Linked DNA regions of Homo sapiens: all the other regions are linked to region 1. Evidence: chromatin contacts called from ENCODE Hi-C or POLR2A ChIA-PET data. All regions are on one chromosome and are shown on one strand. The core of a region is the stretch at or near the end of the contact, and the rest is flanking DNA. Distances in the headings are between cores, read along the strand shown. Region 1 holds the start of SLC35D1 (solute carrier family 35 member D1). Region 2 holds the start of DOCK7-DT (DOCK7 divergent transcript). Region 3 holds the start of ATG4C (autophagy related 4C cysteine peptidase). Region 4 holds the start of SRSF11 (serine and arginine rich splicing factor 11).

Evidence for each region. A loop is a pair of places that touch in the nucleus more often than their neighbours do. ChIA-PET counts read pairs that join two places held with the same protein, here RNA polymerase II (POLR2A). Pooled maps may share reads with other maps.
Region 2: a loop to region 1 is called in a map of endothelial cell of umbilical vein, with 18 times the contacts of the local background. The contact joins the promoter of DOCK7-DT here to the promoter of SLC35D1 in region 1. A Hi-C loop is called at or near these places in 1 of 168 maps with a recorded cell type or tissue (endothelial cell of umbilical vein), 1 of 37 single-sample maps with no recorded cell type and 10 of 50 pooled maps.
Region 3: a map of CD8-positive, alpha-beta T cell shows a loop between it and region 1 (11-fold over the local background). The contact joins the promoter of ATG4C here to the promoter of SLC35D1 in region 1. A Hi-C loop is called at or near these places in 2 of 168 maps with a recorded cell type or tissue (CD4-positive, alpha-beta memory T cell and CD8-positive, alpha-beta T cell) and 8 of 50 pooled maps.
Region 4: a map of naive thymus-derived CD4-positive, alpha-beta T cell shows a loop between it and region 1 (5-fold over the local background). The contact joins the promoter of SRSF11 here to the promoter of SLC35D1 in region 1. A Hi-C loop is called at or near these places in 1 of 168 maps with a recorded cell type or tissue (naive thymus-derived CD4-positive, alpha-beta T cell) and 9 of 50 pooled maps. POLR2A ChIA-PET finds 5 or more read pairs at or near these places in 1 of 52 experiments (CD4-positive, alpha-beta T cell).

Annotation. Positions count from the first base shown.
Region 1 is chr1:67,052,228-67,057,698 of GRCh38, forward strand. SLC35D1 (solute carrier family 35 member D1) reads right to left here and starts at 1,921. Exons shown (of 12, transcript NM_015139.3): 1 at 1,584-1,921; 2 at 729-762; 3 at 544-630. The coding sequence starts at 1,786. RefSeq lists silencers at 1,336-1,545, 1,836-2,025.
Region 2 is chr1:62,685,627-62,691,097 of GRCh38, forward strand. DOCK7-DT (DOCK7 divergent transcript) reads left to right here and starts at 2,856. Exons shown (of 2, transcript NR_185999.1): 1 at 2,856-3,026. It overlaps DOCK7 (dedicator of cytokinesis 7), which reads right to left and starts at 2,760. Exons shown (of 50, transcript NM_001367561.1): 1 at 2,601-2,760. The coding sequence starts at 2,638. RefSeq lists a silencer at 2,113-2,862 and an enhancer at 3,872-4,166.
Region 3 is chr1:62,782,124-62,787,594 of GRCh38, forward strand. It overlaps ATG4C (autophagy related 4C cysteine peptidase), which reads left to right and starts at 2,009. Exons shown (of 11, transcript NM_032852.4): 1 at 2,009-2,150. RefSeq lists enhancers at 1,710-1,759, 1,860-1,919, 2,040-2,219 and a silencer at 2,195-2,489.
Region 4 is chr1:70,218,104-70,223,574 of GRCh38, forward strand. SRSF11 (serine and arginine rich splicing factor 11) reads left to right here and starts at 3,277. Exons shown (of 12, transcript NM_001350605.2): 1 at 3,277-3,736. The coding sequence starts at 3,534. RefSeq lists an enhancer at 3,171-3,716 and a silencer at 3,612-3,661.

The DNA.
Region 1 (5,471 bases), core at 671-3,170:
ACACCCAAACAAAACTTATGCTTGGATAAACAACATTACTATAGCAGAAAGAAAGGGAGGAAGGCAGGGAGAAAAGACAGAAATATGAATATGATCAATGTGAGACAGAAACATCATTTGCTGTAAAATATGATAATGTATTAGAGCCCATGGCTCTATTGTCAGCAGAAAAAGTAAAGGCATTTCATCTTCGTTTGGAGTCAAGCAGAGGCAGACAGTATAAAATAAGCCCAAAGAATAATGAATGCAGGATACACTGGCTAGATTAGATGGATAGAGAAACTGCAAAACTATTGTACTCTCAACAAGTGTGCATTAATTAAAAACAGAAGAATATTCCTAGGTTATTTTTTCTCTTAAGTTTAAAGAGACTGTAGGCCTTCTTTGACACATATTACTACTTTTATTCTTTACATTCATTATAACCACTCTAGACTGGGCAATTTTGAGGCTGCAATTTTTAAATACGCAAGGCACTGATAAAATATGTTAATACATACTGACTTCATTTCACAAAATAAAGTATCGCTTTTCTTCTTTTACCTTTCGAGGTACATTTCTGTCAAGGTCAGGAAACTTGACTACTCTGAGCGCCTTTCCCACCCAGAGAACTGCCACTGTGGCCACCATCTGTAAACAAGAGAACACAGATTCACTGTTCTACACATAAAGACACACACAGAAGTTCTAACAACATAAACCACGTAATGGTGAGGATTCCAACTAACCTGGCCAAGTCCAACACATAGTGAGGAGGGAAATCTACAAAAAGGGCAAAGAAAAAAACAAGATCAGAACAAACCTAACTTAGCTCCGTGAATTCAATTTGCACATCGGCAACGTTAATAAGGCATTCCGATACAAGCCACATCAACGTCCGCCCCTAAATCAAACAAAAATCTTGGGAGAAAACTCTCTGCCTGTTGGTTGTCAGTCCACCCCGCTGATGTAGCCTCGGGCGGCCGCTTGTCCCATCTTGTCCGAGTCTACAGTTTCAGTCCGCTGCCTGCAAAGGATTTCTCAAGGCAGTGCAGATACAGATCTCTGCAACGATTTCACACACCTTAAAAAAAAAAACAACCAACTTCTGCCTCTGGGTCCCAGTGTTAGCAAGGGAATAATTGTCTGCTGGGTTGAGGATGCGTACGTCCCCAGAGGCTGTCAGCGGGTGCAGGGGACACTGAAGCCCCGGCCCCCTGTCCAGGCTGCGGAGGAGGGAGGCTTCCCTCGCTCTCCTCCCTGATCGACAGGCATAACGGCTCAAAAGTCACCAAGCAAATCACTTTGCTCCATCTCTCTGAAGGGCAGGGTTTTCGGGGCGGTGCGCCCAGGGCATGGCAGGCGAGCCCCAAATGTGCCGGGCCGGCCGGAGCTCCGCGCAGGGAGCGGACCCCTGCCACAGGCCCGCTCGCCAGGCCGGCTCCGCTGCCCGGGCCGCGCGCGTCAGCCGCCCGCCCTCCCCAGCTCCCGCCCAACTTTGTTCGGCTTTAACTTTGGCAGTCAAAGTCCAGGGAGCCGGCGCCGCGCCGCCGCCGCCGCCCGCTCCTCCTCCGCGGCCTGGGCCGCCGCCGCCTCGGCCCTACCTGTAATTGGTGAGCACGCTCTTATTCACCACCACGATCAGGAAGGAGCTCACGCCGTAAAAGCCGGCGGCCAGCAGCTTCAGAAACACGGTCAGCGTTTCGGCCGACGCCATCCCCAGCTCCTCCTCATCTCGGAGTGTGGAGGATTTCGCGGGGGCTTCTCCTTTAACCCGAGCATGCTGACGTCTATGAACTTCCGCCATGGCTGCCGCAGCAGCGGTGGCCTGGCGGCGGGGCCTAGCGGCTCGGGGGCCTGCAGCGGCAGCTCCCAGGGGACTCCAGGAGTTGGGGACCGCAGACTAGGCCAGCTGCGCGCTCGCCGCCTCGACTCCCCGCTTGGCCGCCGCCTGTCCCCGCCCAGGGGCAGGGACGCCGGGGTTCACACCCCTGGAGACTTTGCTCGGGCATTGTGCAACGCGGGGTCAGAGAGTAGGGCCGCGCCGGGCTTAGCCTGGGCAGGGGTTGGAGAGAGCCTGGAGAAGGGGCAGTGGCGACCCCCCTGCCCGAGGCGGATAAGGAGAAGCCAGGGGAACTACATCGAGACACCAGAGCGCCGGGCGACAAACCACAGACTCCGGGTGACAGTCGCCCTGCGCCTGCGCACGAGCACGCGCTGGGTCTCTCCGCGGGGCGCGTACCTGGGGCGTGGGGAGTCTGGTGGCAGAGGGGCTGGAAGGCCGTATTCTCCGGATAACTGCCGCAACTAAGTGCAGACCCTCCTCCCCTCTGTTACAGGTGGCCGGCCAAGTAGTTACAGTACACTGCGTCTAGACTAATTCTGAATGCTCTTTTAGTCTCTCTTGCAGGGGGTAAAAACCCTTCAAAAGTATCAGATGTGGATCAACAGTAAACACTCAACGAAAATTTCATTCCGCAATGCCTCAGGCTTCTTACATTTTCTGAACCCAGAAAACACCAAACAATACTTTTCAGATTGAGAAGTTTCGTTTGTTTGTTTTAAGAAAAATGTTGACATATCCCAAAAAGTAGCAAGATAAGCAGCTTGGGGATTGGGGAAAGCACAAGGTGTTTGGAGCCTAAAAGACTTGATTTCCAATTGTAGGATTCCTAGAAATGACGACCCCCCCCCCCCCCACCAACACACTCACTCCTTATTGTGTGTCTTGGACCAATTAGATGACCTCCCTGAACCTGATCTCTGTGGATGTGTAGCTAGCAAAGAGCTAGTTTTCGGTAAATGGTAGTCATTATTGTATAACAGAAGCAAATCATTATGATCGGTTTAAGCAAAGAAATTACGTATTGAACTTTAATAGATTAGGAAAGAAGAACTTTGAATTATTTTTCTAAGTGCTTGGTCTGTATCTTTTTAAATTTCTTTTTTTTTTTTTTCTTATTTTTATATTTTGGTAAACCAGGTATAGTGGTTCACACCTGTAATACCAGCACTTTGGGAGCAGGTGGAATGCCTGAGCCCGGGAGTTTGAGACCATGCTGGGCAACAAAGTGAGACCCTCTCTCTACAAGAAAATAAAAAAATTAGCCAGATGTGGTGGCGCACGCCTGTGGTCCCAGCTACTCAGGAGGCTGAGGTGGGAGGATGGCTTGAGCCCAGGAGGTCAAGGCTGCAATGAGCTATGATCATACTACTGCACTCCAGCCTGGGCAACAGCACAAGACCATCTTAAAGAAAGAAATAAATTGTGGCAAAATATACAAAGTATAAAATTTATCATTTTAACCCTTTTTGAGTATGCAATTGCATGGCATTAACTGCATTCACATCGTTTTGCAGCCATCATCACTAATCCATCTTTAGAACTTTTTCACCATCCCAAAGTGAAACTCTTTCCCCTTTAAACAATCACTCCCTGTTTCCCTACTTCCTTCCCTCTCTGCTGTTAACCAGTGTTCTACTTTCTGTCTCTGTGAATTTGACTACTCTAGGTACCTCATATAAGTGGAATCATGTAGTATTTGTCCTTTCGTGATGAACTTACTTCATTAACGTAATGTCTTCAAGGTTCAGCCACGTTGTAGCATATGTTAGAATGTCCTCCCTTTTTAAGGCTGAATAATATTAAATTATATGTGTATAATTGGTTTATATCTTTTGAGTTACTTTGAGAACACCTATGTTCTTCAAGTGTTTCTTAAAAAACTGGTACACAGGATGAGGTTCTTAACATAGCCTACAAGGTCCTAGATAATGTGGTTCCTACCCACATCTCCAGAGGCACTATTCACGTTTCCCTCCCCTAAGGTGCAGATAAATCAACAATGTGGGTTCCGGCTTCTGTGTCTTTACTCCCATTATTCCCTCCATCTGGGCTGCTTTTTCTCTTCCTCCTCTCACCCAGCTCCTGAAAAACTCTTACATTTCCTTCCGTATTTTGGCAGAACATTACCTCTTCTCTGGGCAGCCTTCACACTGCCCCCCACTTCCCTCTACATAATTGATCTCTCTCCTTTGTGCCTCTCCTACCGCATCTTTATATACCCCCTTTATAGAGTGTCCATCTGCTGCTGCTGCTATAACAAAATACCTGAGACTGGATAACATATAAAAAATAGAAATTTATTTTCTCACACTTCTGGAGGCTGAGAAGTCCAAGATCAAGGTGCCACCTTAACCACTGCATCCTCTGAAGGGGAAGAACACCATGTCCTCACATGGCAGAAGGGACAGAAGGTCAGAAAGGGACAAACACTGTGTGAAACCTCTCTCATAAGGCATGAATCCTACTCACAAAGGCAGAGCCCTCATGACTTAGTCACCTCCTAAAGGGCCTGCCTCTTAATAATATCACATTGGTGATTAAGTTTCAACATATGAATTTTGGAGGACACATACAGACCGTAGCAAAGGGGCTCTGCATTACATGTTTACATATCACTCTCTTCCACTAGACAGTTGCTTCTTGAGGACAGTGGCAGGCAAGGGTGCCTAACACAGTTTAGATATTTTAGTTGATTGAATCAATGGAAACAAGGAAAATGATTAAATTTCTTCCTTGACTGCTAGCTTCAAAAGGAAAAATAACTAAAACATTGTATTTTAAGAAACATCCTTGCAGAAAAAATATTATAGAAGTAACAATGACCCTCATAATAAAAAGCAAATATATACATATATACACATTTTTACACATTTTAAAAAACATACCTGGAATAGAACCAGAGAAGAACACTAATCCTCAAGCCACACACTGCTGCTGACACTTAGTAGTTTTGTGACCTTGGGCAAATTACTAGACATCACTGTGCTTCAATTTCCTCACCTGTAAAATGGGGATAACAATAGTACCCACCTCATAGAGTTACAATGAGAATTAAATGAGTTAATGAATGTAAAGTGCTTAGAACATAATATGAGTGTTTATTACAATTACTGTTATCACTAGTATTATTAGGCAGTCTTCCTCTTTTCACTTACTATTCCTTGATGGTCTTTCTGTGGCAACGCTTAAACTTAACCTCATTCTTTTCAAAGGCTTCAGAGTATTCCATTAGTTGGATGCATCATCATGTAACCCTATAGACATTTAAGTTATTGCCATTTTTCAGTGTACAAACAATGCTTGTCCATTCAACTTTGTGCAAGTATAAATTTCTAGAAGTAGAATTGCTTAGTTAAGGCTACTTTTTAATAAAAAAATTAATAGAATTGAGGAAATTCCAAATTAACAACCTCCAAAGAGTTTATACTCATTTTTTATTCCTGCTAACACGGTATGAAAATGAAACCCTCTTTTATAAAGTCAAGAGGGCAGCAATGGAGAACAATGGAAGAGGTGAGATAATATTTCAAGTTCTACCCTGTGGAAGTATGAAATGCCAGGTACAAATTTTCAAAATCATAAGTTATGATTACAGAAAATAAAAATAAGAGTGCTGATCCAGGCAACTACTGTTTTTCTCAGCATG
Region 2 (5,471 bases), core at 1,606-4,105, 4.4 Mb before region 1:
CCAAAAACCAAATAGATATTTCTCTCTGAATGATTCATGAGCCCCTCAAAATTAACATGTCCAAAACTGAATCATCATCTCCATCCCACTTGCATCTCCCAATCTCAAACTCCTTTTTCCTCCTGTACTCCCTTACCCCAAAGACTGCCACCATCATCCACGTGGTTGCCCAACTTAGGATGTCATCCCAGACTCCTCAGTCCGCCTCACCTTGCATGTCCAATCACCAATCACTACCATATCCACCTCCTGTCTGTCCAATAAGTGCACATTTCTTCATTCACATTATCTTAATTTTATAACTTCTTAGAAAGCTGTTCTTATTTGCATTTTGTGTTGTTTTGCACAACTGATTCTCTTTTTCTCTTGTGGTTTGTCCTATCCCATCTGGTGGCGAACTCCACTAATAGACATACAATTTCATATCCAACTCTCTAAAGTGCACTTACTTTATCAGCATGATGTTTTCAGAGATAAACTTCTGGTTCTAATAAGAGAAATTAAAACTAGGAATACATGTCAAGTAATAACTTTTTTTTTTTTTTTTTTTTTTTTTTTTTTTTTTTGAGACGGAGTCTCGCTCTGTCGCCCAGGCCGGACTGCGGACTGCAGTGGCGCAATCTCGGCTCACTGCAAGCTCCGCTTCCCGGGTTCACGCCATTCTCCTGCCTCAGCCTCCCGAGTAGCTGGGACTACAGGCGCCCGCCACCGCGCCCGGCTAATTTTTTGTATTTTTTTTTTTTAGTAGAGACGGGGTTTCACCTTGTTAGCCAGGATGGTCTCGATCTCCTGACCTCATGATCCACCCGCCTCGGCCTCCCAAAGTGCTGGGATTACAGGCGTGAGCCACCGCGCCCGGCCAGTAATAACATTTTTTAATGACATCATCATCAGAAGTAAGACCTAATTATTTTACAAAAAAAAAAAATTTCCTGTCATCATAACTCCCTGGGAGAAACTAATTACTACAAGTGTTTGATGACAGGTAGTATAGGCCCTGTACTATCCTACGCACATTACACAAATTATGCCACTTAATGTTCACAACAACACTATGAGCTGGGTCCTATTATTATTCTCATTTGCCAGACGAGGAAACGGAAATTTGGCCCAACAACTTGGCCAAAGTCCCAAGCTAGAAAATACCAATCAGGATTTGAACCCATGTCGGGGTCTGAGAGTAGAGCCCATGCTCTTAAACACTTGCTATTTTGCCCCTTCAGGAAAAAAAAAGTGCTAGAACGCTGGAAAGAAAGAAAAAAAAAAGCCTCTGCCTCGAAAGCAGCTAGGACGACAGGTGCAACACCACACCTGGCTAATTTTTTTGCAGAGATGGGGTGGGGGGGACTCGCTATGTTGCCCAGGCTGGTCTTGAACTCCTGGCCTCAAGCGATCCTCCTGCCTCGGCCTCCCAAACTGCTGGGATTACAGGCCTGAGCCACTGCATCCGGCCCAAAATTTTTAAAGAAATGTCAGCAAACTAAAAAGACTCAGAGCCACAGAACTACAACTGCCCCAAAACAAAAAAAGGTAATTTAATATGAATGCTTCTTTTCTTGGGACATCATAATTCACACAAATATGATTTTATTAAAACAAAAATGTCTACTGTCTCATACATAAGTATACTCCACAAAGAAATTCTACAAATATTAGAGTCCTCTGTCATTTAATTTTTATTTGGCGGGTGGGAGAAAGGTGGCAACCAACCACCACAAGTAGGTGAAAGGCTTTGAAACCTCCACCTCAATCACTTGCTTTACTTCAAGACTGCAATCACTTGCTTTACTTCAAGACTGCTAACATATAAAAGGATGTCAGTGTATAAAGAACACTGCCTATCATCCATCTTCTCGGGTGCTCTGAGAAACACAGGCGCACAGTTAAATTCACAGGCGAACTCAGAACAAGCTTCAGCCTGCAATCCGTCAGGGATTCGGCAGCTGCACACCGAAGGTGCAGCCCGCAGCTCTCAACTTTTCATTCTGTCCACACGTTTTCAATCCTGGACGCACAAGTCCACTTTGAACCTGGCCCGAGGGTGCAAAGAGGGTTCCTGTCAGATTTCTCAGGAAGAGAGAGACGCGTGAAGGAGGGGCGGCCTCCCACCCGCCCCGAGCCGCCGCGCGTTTCTCCTTTTGTTGGGGTGGAGGAGGGCGGACCCCGCACCCTCTAGGGGCCAAGAGGGGTGGGCGGAGAGACGGGAGGGGGCGAAACGCCGCGGCGGCCCCCGACGAGCCCGGGGGTGGGAACACAAAGAATTTGGGAAGCGGCCGACCGCCCTTCCATAAACCTCCGCAGAAGTCCAGGCCCGGGCCGCCGAGGAGCAGGAGGAGGCGGGCGCGCTGGAGTCCGCGGCCCTCTCCGCTCCCTGCCGAGGCTCAGCGGCGGGCGCGGGCTGAAGGCCGGGGTTCGAGGGCGGCGCGAGGCCTCCGCTACCCCCTCAGCCACCCCGAACCCCTTCCGCCCCGCCGCGAGCCAGGCCGCGGGATCCCGGTGCCGGCCCCGCCACACCCACCCGCCTCCTAGGCCAGGCCTGGGAGGACTCCGCGGCTCTTTCTCGGGCGGCGGCGGCGGCGCGCCCCACGCCGGATATTTACCTGCTGATCTTCTGGGCGAAGGCGCGGCGCTCGGCCATGGCTGCTGCGGCGACGGCGACGGCGGCGGCGGCTGCGGCGGGCCGGGTGCGGACCGGCGGGCGCGTGCCTCCTCGCTCGTGCTCCCTCCCTCGCGGCCTCCGCCAGTCCGGGCTCCGGACCTGGGAGGCTGGGGCTGGCGGCCGGAGCCAGGAACGAGCCCTGCCGTAATGTTCCTTAGAGGCGCGCAACGAGAAACCGCTCCTCCCCCAGCGCGTCAATCCCGGCGGGAACCCCGGCTGCGGAAGGCGGCTGCGGCCGGCGGGAGCCGAGGGGAAGAATGGAGCGCTGAGGAAGCGAGGCGCCAGCCCCAGCCGCTTCGCTGCCGCGGAGCCTGCACGACCGAGAGGTCGCGGAGAGAAGCCAGAGACAGGCCAGCGACCTGGCGAGGCAAGAAAATAAGATAACCGAACGCGTAGGGGGAGCTTGGCTTTCCCGAAATGGAAGGGAAGGAAATGAAAGGTGGGCTTTGCCGAGGGGGCTGTGCTTTAACCAAAGCCCTGGATGACTGGGTTCATGTTTCTGCAGCACCGGTCTCCGAGCTTTTTAAAGCACTTGGGTTTCTGCTTCGGCCTCATGAATGCAGCCTAACTGGAGAAACAGTGGTTTTTCTTATAGAGAAAGAGCCAGAAAATACCTTGCTCCTGCAGCGATAACAATAGTAATAGTTGACTTCTGGTGCTTAGCCAGCCACTGGATTAAAGTTTTTCAAGCACGAGCGCTTTGAAGTAGATCGTTACTATCACTATTTTAGAGGGAAGGAAATTGGCTTGGAAAAGCTAAGTGACTGGCCCCAGGTCGCACAGATGGTAAACTCTTCCACTGAGACTCAAACCCAGAGCCGGTTCTTTTCTTTGAGGACAGTTGTTTCCGTATTATTAACCCCTTTTGGATCTCTCTCTGTCTCTCATACATACATATATATATATATATATATATATATATATATATATATATATATATATATAAAATCCAGGTGAGCTCTAACGTTCACCCCCATTTTGATGTTCTGTTAAATAAGCTCTGTGTTGACCACTGAAACTGACCTTGTCCATAATAGCCTATAAAACAGAGACTAGCAGAGATTTGTTTTCATCTGTTCTGTTGTAATCCCATAATGTCTAGAATATTTGGCTCCTAATGCATATCTGTTGATACTGAAATTATGGTGACACTAAGAAAAATATCTTGGTTTCTTGTAGTACCTTTCCTCTTAAGTATTGCAAGAACTTAAAATGTGTATTTATTTATTGTTATTATTATATTCTCAGTATGTCCTGGTGGAATATGTTGGATACCTGTTTTCCTCTCTTTTACCATTGGAAAATCTGTAGCTTGGAGCCATTAGGTCACTTGCCAGAGTCACACACTGAGTCAGAGGTGAAAGCCTCAATTAGTCAGATCCATAACTTCCTGTCTAGTGCTGTAACTTCTGTGGAAGACTGTGTATTTATATAACAATGCTCATTGCAGTAACACACTGCTTTTATTTATTGATTTATTTATTTTAGACAGAATCCCCCTGTGTTGCTCAAGCATGGAATGCATAGGGCACTGCAGCCTAAAACTCCTAGGCTCAAGCAATCCTCTTGCCTCAGCCTCTGGAGGAGTAGCTAGTACCACAGGCTCTTGCCAAGGCGCCCTCCAGTAACACACTGTTTTCAGATGCTTGTTTACTAAAGGAAAAGATAGTCTATTCAAAGAGGACAGATATTTGGCTTCTACCTAAGTATAGAGCCCACCTAGGTGTTCTAAAAAACACGAAGGTGAACTAGACACAGACCTGCTCTCAGAATGTTTGAGTCCATTGGGAAAGATGAACCAGGTACTCACAGACTGTAAGTCAAGGCTATCACTGTACCTGGCTTTTAAGACCCTCTGTGATAGGAACCCAGACTTATTTTGCCACTTTCTTACTCTGTAACCTTAGGCAAGCTACTTAACTTCATCTCTAAAAGGAGGAAAATAATTATATCTACTTGAAAGGGTGTTGTGAAGATTTATTGAATTGATTAATATAAAGTTCTTAGAACAGGGCCTGGTTCATGGTAAGTACGATGTGTGTCAGCTGTTGTTATTATTATCACTGTTACTGTCATTATTCATCCTATACTTAAGCTTGTCCTGGGTGTTTGATAGTCCCTGAATTGGTTGTCTGCTCTCATACTCCCAGCCAGATGTTGCATGCCTTTATCTCTGTTCTCCAAACATCTTTTCACTACTCTCTTAGAGAACTGGCCACATTTTGCTTTGAATAGTTCTTTGTATACATGACTCACTAGTTGCCAAAGTGTCTGAAAGGACTTTGCATGTACTCTGCAGCTTACTGGAAACATTTAGAGCAGGAAGAGGACAAGCAGGATCACGCTGTAAGCAGGGTAATTCAGAGTCTGGGGAACACTCTAAGCAGGAAGGGTGACCCCCTACCTCTGGGGAAGAGCTGGCAGTCACAGACCAAGTCATGTTGGCTGGTATCCCTGCCCCACAGGGTTTCAATGTCAGGAAAAGATATGGAACGCAGCAATGGGAGTGACAGTGGAATTGCTTCAGCTGACTAGCATCCATGCTCCCTATACCACCCCCTACACACACACACACACACACACACACACACACACACACACAGGTGTCAATCCACTATACTTCTGGGGAGCTCACTCCACCACCCTCAGTTTCAAGGGTCTTTTGACCTGGGCCTCACCAAGCAAAGCAGCACACTCCTCTGGCTTCTGTAACTGATTTAGGGATAGGCTCATGAATCAAACCAAGACAATCGGGCCCAACCAGAATTAGAAATTGCATTTGGTATACCAGGGCACTCCATCTAAAGAAGGC
Region 3 (5,471 bases), core at 759-3,258, 4.3 Mb before region 1:
CTCCTTTTTTTCTAACCAATTAAAATTTGTTGTGGCAAATCTACAGAAAACCCAAGTCTGTAGTATACACACAATTTACTTTTGTATATATAGTTATTTTAAGAATCCAAGCATTGTTTCTCATGGCCTGTTAATGCACAATACCAAAAATAAAATACATGCATTCTTGTAATCCAGGTCTTTATGAAAGTTACAAAAAGGCATCTAAACAGCTTGTTAGATGCATGCTCTCTCTCCTAAAAAAAATCAAAACAGAGTTTGGGGATTTCGAAACAGGAAACCACAAGCTATGGAATCATGCAAGAAAACTACTTTGCTCACTCTAATAAGTGTGCCATTTGTGATCTTATCATATCCTTTGTTTGTTGTTTTGTTATTTAGCTGTCCAAGTACATGAATAAAAAATAAATAGATCCAGCTACCTGTTTCTGTGAGAATAAAAAAAAATTTAAACCACCAAATCCACTAAAAAATTGAAAAAATTTCAAGTTTAATTTTGAACTTTTCAACTCTTCATTCTTGAAGGTTTTCATTCCCATGTGGTTTCATAGTCCGGTGGCATAGACTTCATATTTTATTTTTAGTTTTTAGTATAATTTCCTATGTAATTCAGAAGCATGTCTGGTAGTCCTTGCTCCAACAAAATCTGCGGTACTGTAAAACGGCATAGGATTACATTTTACAGTAACAGTATTTCTCTTGACATCATTTAGGAGTGAAGATAAAAATTTCCACTTATTTATTTATTTATTTATTTATTTTTACTTTTTTGAGACAGGGTCTTGCTCTGTCGCCCAGGCTGGAGTGCAGAGGCACAATCTTGGCTCACTGAAAACTCCGCCTCCCGAGTTCAAGCGATTCTCCCGCCTCAGCCTCCTGAGTAGTTGGGACTACAGGCGCGCGCCACCGCACCCGGCTAATTTTTTATATTTTTAGTAGAGACGGGATTTCACCATGTTGGCCAGGCTGGTCTGGAACTCCTGGGCTCAAGTGATCCGCCCGCCTCGGCCTCCCAAAATGCTGGGATTACAGGCGTCAGCCGCCGCGCCTGGCCAAAAATTTCCACGTTATAAAAAGCATCTTCGGACCGTCCTTTTTTCTTTCTTTCTTTTTCTTTTCCTTCTTTTTTTTTTTTTTTTCCCCACAAAGCCTCGCTCTGTCGCCCAGGCTGGAGTGCAGTGGCGCGATCTCTGCTCACTGCAACCTTTGCCTCCCGGGTTCAAGCAATTCTCCTGCCTCAGGCTCCCGAGTAGCTGGAATTACAGGCGCCCGCCGCCACGCCCGGCTAATTTTTTAATTTTTTAACAGAGACGGGCTTTCACCATGTTGGCCAGGTTGGTCTCGAACTCCCAACCTCAAGCGATCCACCCGCCTCGGCCTCCCAAAGTGCTGGGATTACAGACGCGAACCACCGCGCCCGACTGTCCTGTGTTTTAATGCTTGAAAATAATCTGAATATGGAAAATGAGTGCACATATCCCTTGATGTTTTATAAATAACCTACAGTCCTAATAATGGCTTGGCTTAGAGTTCCTTCACAACAGGAAAAGAAGGCATCCTGGCTTTTTTTTTTTTTTTTTTTTTAAATCAAAGTGAGGCTTGGGTTGGCTCTATCTTGGTCCTGAGTGCGAGGAAGGAGGGCCGCAATGCATGCTGGATCTTGCAGTTCCTACGCCAGAGGCAAGGGCGTGATGCTGCATGGCCTGCTGGTAGTTGAAGTCCAAGTGCTCGAGAGGAATTTATGGCAGCCGTAATGTGGTTTGTCTATCAGAGAGACAATGCTCACAGACGGATACTTTCTCTTGGTTCTGCGCTTGCTGCATTGGTGGATTAGCGGCTTGGGGTGGCGAACAGGTGGGAAAAAGGGATGGATAAAGTAAGCATAGCAGAGGCCTTTACGCCGCTGCTATCGCTACTGCCAATCGCAAGGCTTTCGTATCCCGGAAGTGGCTGATCTGTTGGATTTGACGCGGAGGCGGTTCCTCTTACTACGGTGGCCGGGGTGCTCAAAGTACCTGTAGCTGCGGCGCTGAGGTCGGAACGTCTGCGTGTGTGCGGGCTGGTTTTGTGGCGGCTGCTGCTAGAGCTGGAGCATTTGCCGGGTTGGTGGCTCCTGCACATTTTTACAGTTCTCCAGTCCTTCTCTTTCGGTGAGGGATCGGCTTGAGGCTAAAGGAGTCAAGAAGTTTGGGACTTAGCGTCTCTGGTCCCCGAATGACTGGGTTTCTTGCGGGGGTCCGCCTTCAGTGAAGACCCTGTGGCCAACCATCTGGGTTCTCTGAGGGTTTTGGCGCCTTCCTTGTCTCTCCTTTCTAGTGTCATTTGTCTTCTAACTCTTCCTCGCTTTGTCCTGGGTTGCAGAGATAAACCGTAAGCCTAACTGTGGGCAGCTGTTCCTCCTTTCCTTGTGGTTTTCTTAGATGTTGCAGGCAAGACTCTTTCCCCTGATCTATCGCATCCATTTGACCCCTCCTCATGCCAGTGCTCTGTCGGCCCTGTTTTTCCTCGTTTAAAAAATAAAAAAAGGGAAATAATAATAATAACTGGATCCCCACTGTCTCTCTGTTCTCATTCCTAGCCTCTTTCTCCCTTTTTGGTGTTTGTTACTGCTTCAAGCCATAACACACTGCCTTGCATATATTAATGCCTTTCCATCTAAATATTAACGTTCATTCACTTCATTTGGTTCCCGCTCACCGTGAACTCTCCCAACCCTACCCACATCTAAGGGCTTTTGAGGTTGGAGGTGTAGAATAAATTCTTACATATGATGACTATATTCATATATGAGAACCTTCAGCGGTCAACTCAGCATCACTGCTTATTGAGTTTATATTTCTTGTGATTTCTTTGGCTTACCTTTTCGTTTTGTATTGGTTATTTACCCACATGGGGCTCACTGCTACCCTATAGTTACAGAAGAATACCTCGTCTTACATCTTTTTATATCCGAATTACTTAGGAGTTTTCTTATGTTTTCCTGCTCGGACCATATGTCCCCGGTGGGTTTTTGGCAATGATTTTGTGTCAGTTGATGGCAGAAAGAGACAAGGGAATGATCTTCTTGCTTGCTTGTGACTTGTAATTAGATTATGAGCCATTGAGAATACCCAGAGGGAGTGGAAAGGCTTTGAAAGGTAAAGTCTATGTATTTTCTGAGTTTCAAATTGATAAAGCTTCTTCTTTGAACAGGAAGAGTTTCTATTTAGTCCAATAATCTGAGGCTATATTGAATTACCAGTTCATTCGCTATAAAATTTTTAGAACCACATGTCAAAAAGTGGCCCATCTAAAGAATTGTATAATTTAGCAAAAAGTCATTAAAAGCCATTTAATTAATGCTCTTTTTCTTTAAAATAGGATTCAAGTATTTGGAAAAATGTATTTATGGTGATTGGTTATGAAGTATTTCTAGATGTTTTGATGGTTCTGGTGAACAGCATCGTATTCTGTTCACTAATGTTTTATAAAAAGGCAGAAATTTTCTGGCTTTCTGGGGAACCACGTAACTCAAATGAGTTTGCAGCTCGTTTTCTATTCCAATTATTGCACTAAAGAGGTTCTTATACTAAGATTATCATTCTTTTTTAAGCTATCAAGTATGATCTATACATGTCAGTAAAATATAAATATTAATACTGGTACAATGTTAAATTGGGATTATTCCTAATTAATGCACAAAATGCTGAAATGGTTTCAGCCATGCTTAAGATTTGGGGCGAAATATATTTCAGAATAAATTTACTCATATAATTTTTTATTGAAAAAAATGATACGGTAGCCATTACTCAATCTTTTAATATTTTTCCTGAGATTTTATTCATTTAGTAGGAATTTAGTGACTACTTACTATTTAACTATTGTCACAAAATCACCAAAACATTTGTTTGTAAGAGTATCCTCTTGTCCTCAGCTCTGCATAGATACTTTTAAAGCATTAGCGCAGTTATTCCAACTAAGCTATTGAGTATTATTTACATTTAACAGATGAAAAAACTGAAGCTTGAAGAATTTAAGGAAATTAATTCAGTTCTTTTCGACTCTTCCCACTGTACAACAGCTGCAAGGATCTGTGCTCTATCCTGAAATATATAAAGAGCGTTAAATCAACATATGCTTACTGAGCAGCTATTCATACCAGACACTCTTCAAGGTGCTGGGGATATAGAGTGAACAAGAAAAGTCCCTGCTCTTAGGGAGCTTATACTCTAGCAGAATGTATGAGATGTAAACTTTCCCTTCAAGAAGCAGAAAATATAGTCAATATGTATTAGATTTTACGGGAGTGTTTTAGAATGTTAAAGGTGAGAAGAGAGATAACTAGGGAATGTTTCATGAAGATGAGATCTAATGTGGAATTTAAATAGTGGTTAGGGATTGGTAGGTAGAAATTAGGACCCTGTCTCAAAAAAAAAAAAAACAAGTGAAAATCTGTGATATAGAATAATTGGTGAGCCTTATAAAGCACTTTATTTTTATTTTTTGGACTATATATAAGTAAAATTGTAATATTTGACATGCATTCAATCATTTAGCATTTATTTATTAACTAGACACTCTTCTAGGCCACAGTGGTATAGTAGTGAGTAAATACGGTGTTTACCCTCATAGAATTTACTAACAGAGGAGGCAGACATAAATCAAATAGTCAAAGAAATTTAAAGTTACAACTGTGGTAAATGCTATTAAAAAAGGACTTGATGTTACACAGAGGAAGAACTGATTACAGAGGGGATAAGAGTGGGGATGGGGAGAGGCCAGTTAGAAGATTGTTGGAGTGGCCCAATTGAGAGATGGTATTTTGGACAAGGTGGTGGTGGTAAGATGGATTCCAGAGGTGTTCAGGAGGTGGAACTAGGCGATGGATTAGATATGGAAGGTGAGGGAGAGGAAGATATCATGGGCTAATCTTAGGTTTTTGGCTTATATAACTGGAAGGATTGTTGCACCCTTCACCGAGGTAGAGAACATCGAAAGAGGACCAGGTTTGGGAAACATGCTTTGTTTATTAGTATTTTTTGTTGTGGTAGCAGTGTTTAAGGTTAATTTCTTAGTTATTTTTACCCTTTTGTGTCATTGTTGTAGTTTTGTATATTTGAGTAATACTATGCCTAAAATAGGTTTTTTTGGTATCATTTTTTCTTGATTGAGCAGGGGTGGGGTTCTACATGAAAGCATCTGGAAATATGTTGGTCTCTGTTTTGAATCTATCTGTAATATATTAAACCATGTATATGAATAGGTAACTGAATAATGCAGTTACATGCCATCTTTATTTTCACTTGAGATTTGGTAGTAAACTGGCATCTGGTTAAATTCTAACTTCATTCATTTGGTACATACATAAATATACATGCATTAGGGAAAAATACATACTTGTGATTTTTCTCTGAAATGCTTCATTCATGTAATTTTTGATAGATATTGAACCCAAACAGTAGTGATTTATAGTTTATTGTTTAAATTTTACA
Region 4 (5,471 bases), core at 2,027-4,526, 3.2 Mb after region 1:
ACAGGCGTCTGCTACCACACCCAGCTAATTTTGTTTTTGTATTTTCAGTAGAGATGGGGTTTCACCATGTTAGCCAGGATGGTCTTGATCTCCTGACCTCGTGATCCGCCCGCCTTGGCCTCCCAAAGTGCTGGGATTACAGGCATGAGCCACTGTACCTGGCCAACAGGGCTGGTATTTTAAGCCAGCCTTCTAACTTTAAATTCAGTAATTTTTTGTTGTTGTTGTTAGCTGCTAAATGATGTGAAAATAAAATATTTTAAAATCCTCTTCAGTTGCATAAACTTTTTGCCACTTAGTTTCTCTATAGCAAAGTATCATCTATTTGTTCAGTAAGTTATTGTACATAAATTGGCTTCTGGTGGTTTAAAGGATTTTATTACAACTACCTTTTTCTTTGGTTTGAATTTGTAGTTTTAATTATGAAATGTGTCAAACATACAGAAAAATGTAGAGTCATATAAAAGATTTATGTGTACCCATCACAGAGAATAAATAAGTGTTAACATTTCAGGAAAAAAAGAAAAAGGCATGAACCCTGACCTTCTGTTATTTGTCCTTTTATCATCAAATATTTTAGCATGCGTGGCATATAGTAGGCACTCACAATAAATGTTAAACTATTAAGTATCTGTAACTGGCAGTTACATATGTCTGATTCAAAATGAGAAAATTAATTACCATTCTTTGTATTCACAGATACTTATTTATGAGTGACGTGCAGTTAGTTATACAATCAGCCTCCATAACCATGTGTTCCACATACTTGGGTTTAACCAACCCCCATCAAAAATATTCAAAAAATAAAAAATAATGACATTAAAAATAAAAGGTTTTAGAAATACAGTATAAAAGCTATTTACATAGCATTTACATTGTATTCAGTATTAAAGTTGAGTATCCCTAATCCAAACCAAAATCCAAAATGCTCCAAAATCTGAAACTTTCTGAGCACTAACTGGCACAAGGTAAATGCTCATTGGAGCATTTCAGATTTTAAATGTTAGGATTAGGGATGCTAAATCAGTGAATATAATGCAGATATTCCAAAATCTTTTTTAAAAATCCAAAATCCAAAACACTTATGGTCCCAAGCATTTTAGATAAGGGTTACTCAAGAGTATGAGGGTATGTGCTTACATTATATGCAAATACAGTTGTACCAGTCCTGAGGTGAGTATTCATGGGGAATTGATACCAGGACCCCAGAGGATATCAAAATACACAGATGCTCAAATTCTTTATGTAAAATAGGATAGCGTTTGTATATAATCTGTGCACATCCTCCCAAATATTTTAAATCATCTCTATACTAATAATAATACAATGTAAATGCTGTGTAAATAGTTGTTAGACAAGAAATAAAAAGTCTGTACATGTTTAGACCATCAATTTTTTTCCAAATATTTTCAGTCCCAGGTTGGTTGAATCCACATACATGGAACCCATGGATACAGATCAAATGCTTTATTACACAACACCATTTTACATAGGGGATTTGAGCATCCTCTGGTTCTGGTATTTGTGGGAGGGTCCTGGAACCAATCCCCCACAGATACTGAGGGACAGCTATATGCTTTTCTTTAAAATTCTGAAAAGTCTTGGCTCTAGCTAATGTTAGTTGATTTCTATGAAGGCCATAATTTGTAATTTTGCTGAGGCTCACATTCAGTCAACCCATCCATTTTCTGTATAAGCACTAGTGAAAGTCACTTAGCCAGTTGGCTCTACACCCAAATCTCAATAACCTTGTGCTCTAATCTCTCACATATTGCATCTTGACTGCATTGTGCCAAGAGGTATTCACTAATGTAGATACTCTGTAAGGCTTCAAGTTTGTTTGTTTGTTTTTACCTCCAAAACATCTAAAACTTTTACCTCTAAAAACATTCAAGGTCAAGTGAATTATTTAGTGAACTGTCTTAAATGCCATTGTCATTAAGGTATATTTGTGCGTGTGTCCAGCACATTCATTGGGACTGACTGTGTGACAGACATTGTGCCAGGTTCTGGACTGACCCAGGAAGCTCACAACTTTGAGTGATACATGTCAATAATAAATACATGTATCTTCTGTTACTTAGCAGAAAAGAGGAAGCCCTAACAGCTTGCAGAAGTCATAGCAGTGAGGGAAGGAATGCTCTACAGAAGATGACAGATAAGATGAGTGATGTTATTAATAACTTGTGTATCGGCACAGAGACATTATGGTTTTTGTCATGTTTGGGGCACTACAAGTCACTGGACTACACACTGGATGCAGTTGAGAGAATAGTTCAGATGAGGTTGAAAACAAAAGCAAGGATTTTTTTAATAGTCAAAAGCTTCAAAATTATTTTAAGCAAGAATATGTATGTGAAACAAGTTTTTCTTGAGAAATTGCAGTATTTTCTTTAGAAATATATACTTGAATATATTTAAGTACTATAAACTGTGTTTCCAAAGTCAGCTATTGTGGAATTGGCTGGGTGCAGTGGCTCACGCGCCTGTAATCCCAGAACTTTGGGAGGCCAAGGCGGGTGGATCACCAGAGGTCAGGAGTTGGAGACCAGCCTGGCCAACATGGTGAAACCCCATGTCTACTAAAAATACAAAACTTAGCCTGGCGTCGTGGCAGGCGCCTGTAATCCCAGCTACTCCCGAGGCCTAGGTAGGAGAATGGCTTGAACAGGGGAAGTGGAGGTTGCAGCGAGCCAAGATGGTGCCACTGCACTCCAGCCTGGGCGACAGGGCGACTCTGTCTCAAAAAAAAAAGTCATCCATTGTGAATGAATGTACAAAACGCTTATTAATAAGTGTAATATTAAAATATATCTTTTCTGAAAGTTTTAGTGACAAAACAAATTAGTTACAGATTTAATGTTACCAAAATTCATGTACATTGAAAATTTCGGGACATTTTATACTGGTGGTGGTGGGGTGGCATCTTAGCTTGGGTTTAAATATCATTAGTAATCGGATAGCTCTGTAGATGATTATCAGTATATAAAGACATCGTGAGCAGTATTTAATAAGAAGAGTTGCTGAAGTGACTTTTGCAGGAGGATGAATGCTTTTTTTAAAAAAAAAGTTTATACGTGCCTCTTCGCTCTTCCAAAAAAAAAAGAGAGAAGAAAAAGAAGAATAAAACGAGAGACGAAGGTGGATAACACCTTTCTCTAGACCCCGGTGCCTCTCATTTCTCGGGCTGCAGGCGACGGCTGCTGGGCCTGCGCGGGGTGGAGCCGACGCTGACGCGCCCTGCGCCGCAAAGCATTGTGGGAGCTCGGGCCCGCTAGTGTCGTGGTTGGAGGCGAGGTGGGGCGGCCGTTTGTTTTCTCGTGGTCTCGAGCTCGCGCGCTCTCATCCCCTCCCCCGCGGCGTGCGGCGGGGCGGAGAAACGGCGGCGGCGGCGGCGGCATCGGCAGCAGTAGCAGAGGCTGTAGCATCGGACACCCTCCTCTCTCCCGCAATCCGGTTCCTCTTCCCCCTCCTTCTCACTGTTTGTTGTGTGTTTGATGTGTTAAAGCAGGAGCGAGAACCCGAGCAGCGCCATGAGCAACACTACCGTCGTCCCCAGCACTGCAGGTCCGGGCCCCAGCGGCGGGCCCGGTGGCGGAGGTGGTGGTGGCGGCGGAGGCGGCGGCACCGAGGTAATCCAGGTGACTAATGTCTCCCCGAGCGCTAGCTCTGAGCAGATGCGGACTCTCTTCGGTTTCCTAGGCAAGATCGACGAACTGCGCCTCTTCCCGCCGGAGTGAGTATCGTCCACCATCACTGTTCCTGCTAACGCCGCCTCAGCCTGGGCCTAACACACACAATTTCCTTAGGCCCCTGTCGCTGCTTCCCCGGGCCAGGCTGCTTGAGTGGCTGGTGGCTGGTGGATTTACTTAAGACGGTTGTGTTCCAGGCCTACAAAAAAATGCAGAGAGGCAGGGCCAGGGCTTTTTGGAATTAGGAAACACTGGCTGTTATTCTCGGGAAATTTTTTTTTTCCGCCTTAAATTGTGCCAACGTGGTCGTTTGGCTTTGGGGACTTAACGCAAGACTAACCGCAGTCTGTACGTCGTATATAGGTTAAATCCCTTTTTTAAAAAACTGAGTATTTGTTCTTTGCGTTCTTGGAAGAAAGGTAACAAAATTATTCATGCCTGTGTTAATTTGGTGTTAAACTTTGTAGGTTGTTCACTTATTGTTATTGCTGTTATGTGGTTCTGGCCCAGCAATATAATTCAAAGATCATATTCTTTTTGACAGACGCTTAGTTTAGTGTGAGCCTGATTACTTAATTTGTATAATGTCAAAAAACGGGTTATAAACCAGAGATTTTCCTTTGTTTGAATAATATACAGATTTGTGATATTTCACAGTTGTTCTTGAGAAGGATTTTTATAAATGTTGAAATTTGAATTAGAGTGTATGACTTTTTATCCTTTTTGTCTCACTTTTATTTTGAAAATTATTTCTATCGCAAGAATATTAAGTGGATGAATTGTAAAGAAAAAATAGTTCAAAGAAGCTAAGAAGTAAGATAAAGTGTACTACTAAAACAGACAATTGGAATAATAATAATAGTCTTGTGCTTTTTGGAAGACTTATTGGTGGAGAAGTGACAATTCAAATGTCATTATCAGTAAATATCATATATTGAGAATTTTATGATGTCACTTAAATACTAAACAGGAAATTGGAATCCTCTAAGAATCTACTGTTATGGTACGTGTAACCATTAACTTTCTGCTCAATAAAATAATTGACAAAAGTTTATCATAATGAGATATTTGTTAAGTATTAGCATATTTCATCACTTTCCACTTAAAATACTTTCACAAGATTATTGGTGTTTTCAAATTGGTATGTTTCTAATTTTTAGGGAAATGTACATGTGGAGAGAGGATTTACTTAGTTTGCATGACGTGGAGTTCTGGGAACAAACACGTAAATCTTTATTCCTGTTATTTTGACAGATACTTGATTTGGTAATGAAAGACAAATAGCTTTCATAACATGAACATACAAAAATAGATGCTTTGCTGTTGTTCAGTTTTCTCAAGACTTACTGTTTTAAGCTTGTAAAATTAATGAACAGTAAAATAGCAGAAAATAGTGATACATTGGATGATTTTAATAGTTTTATTAGTGAGATATTTGAGGTATTCGAATTACTACAATTCTTTCCAATCCTACAAGTTAAAAATTTTGTTATGGTTGCTGACTTTTAAATGCTGTTTATTCTCTGAAGGCAGTTTTATGATGCATTTAGAAAAAAGGTAAGAGAGATGTAGGCATTATACTGGTTCATCTTTTACCTAATGCATGACCAGTATACTAGAGGAAGTTGTGATGGACCAGAGTCTTTTTGTTTTGTAATCAAATGAATAGTTCCTTCATAACCAGGACAGCTAGTGTGTGCTTGAGAATGTCTCCCTCAACTATATGATCTGGGATATTCTGCATTAAAAGGACTCCCTTCCCAGTATTGGGAGAAAGAG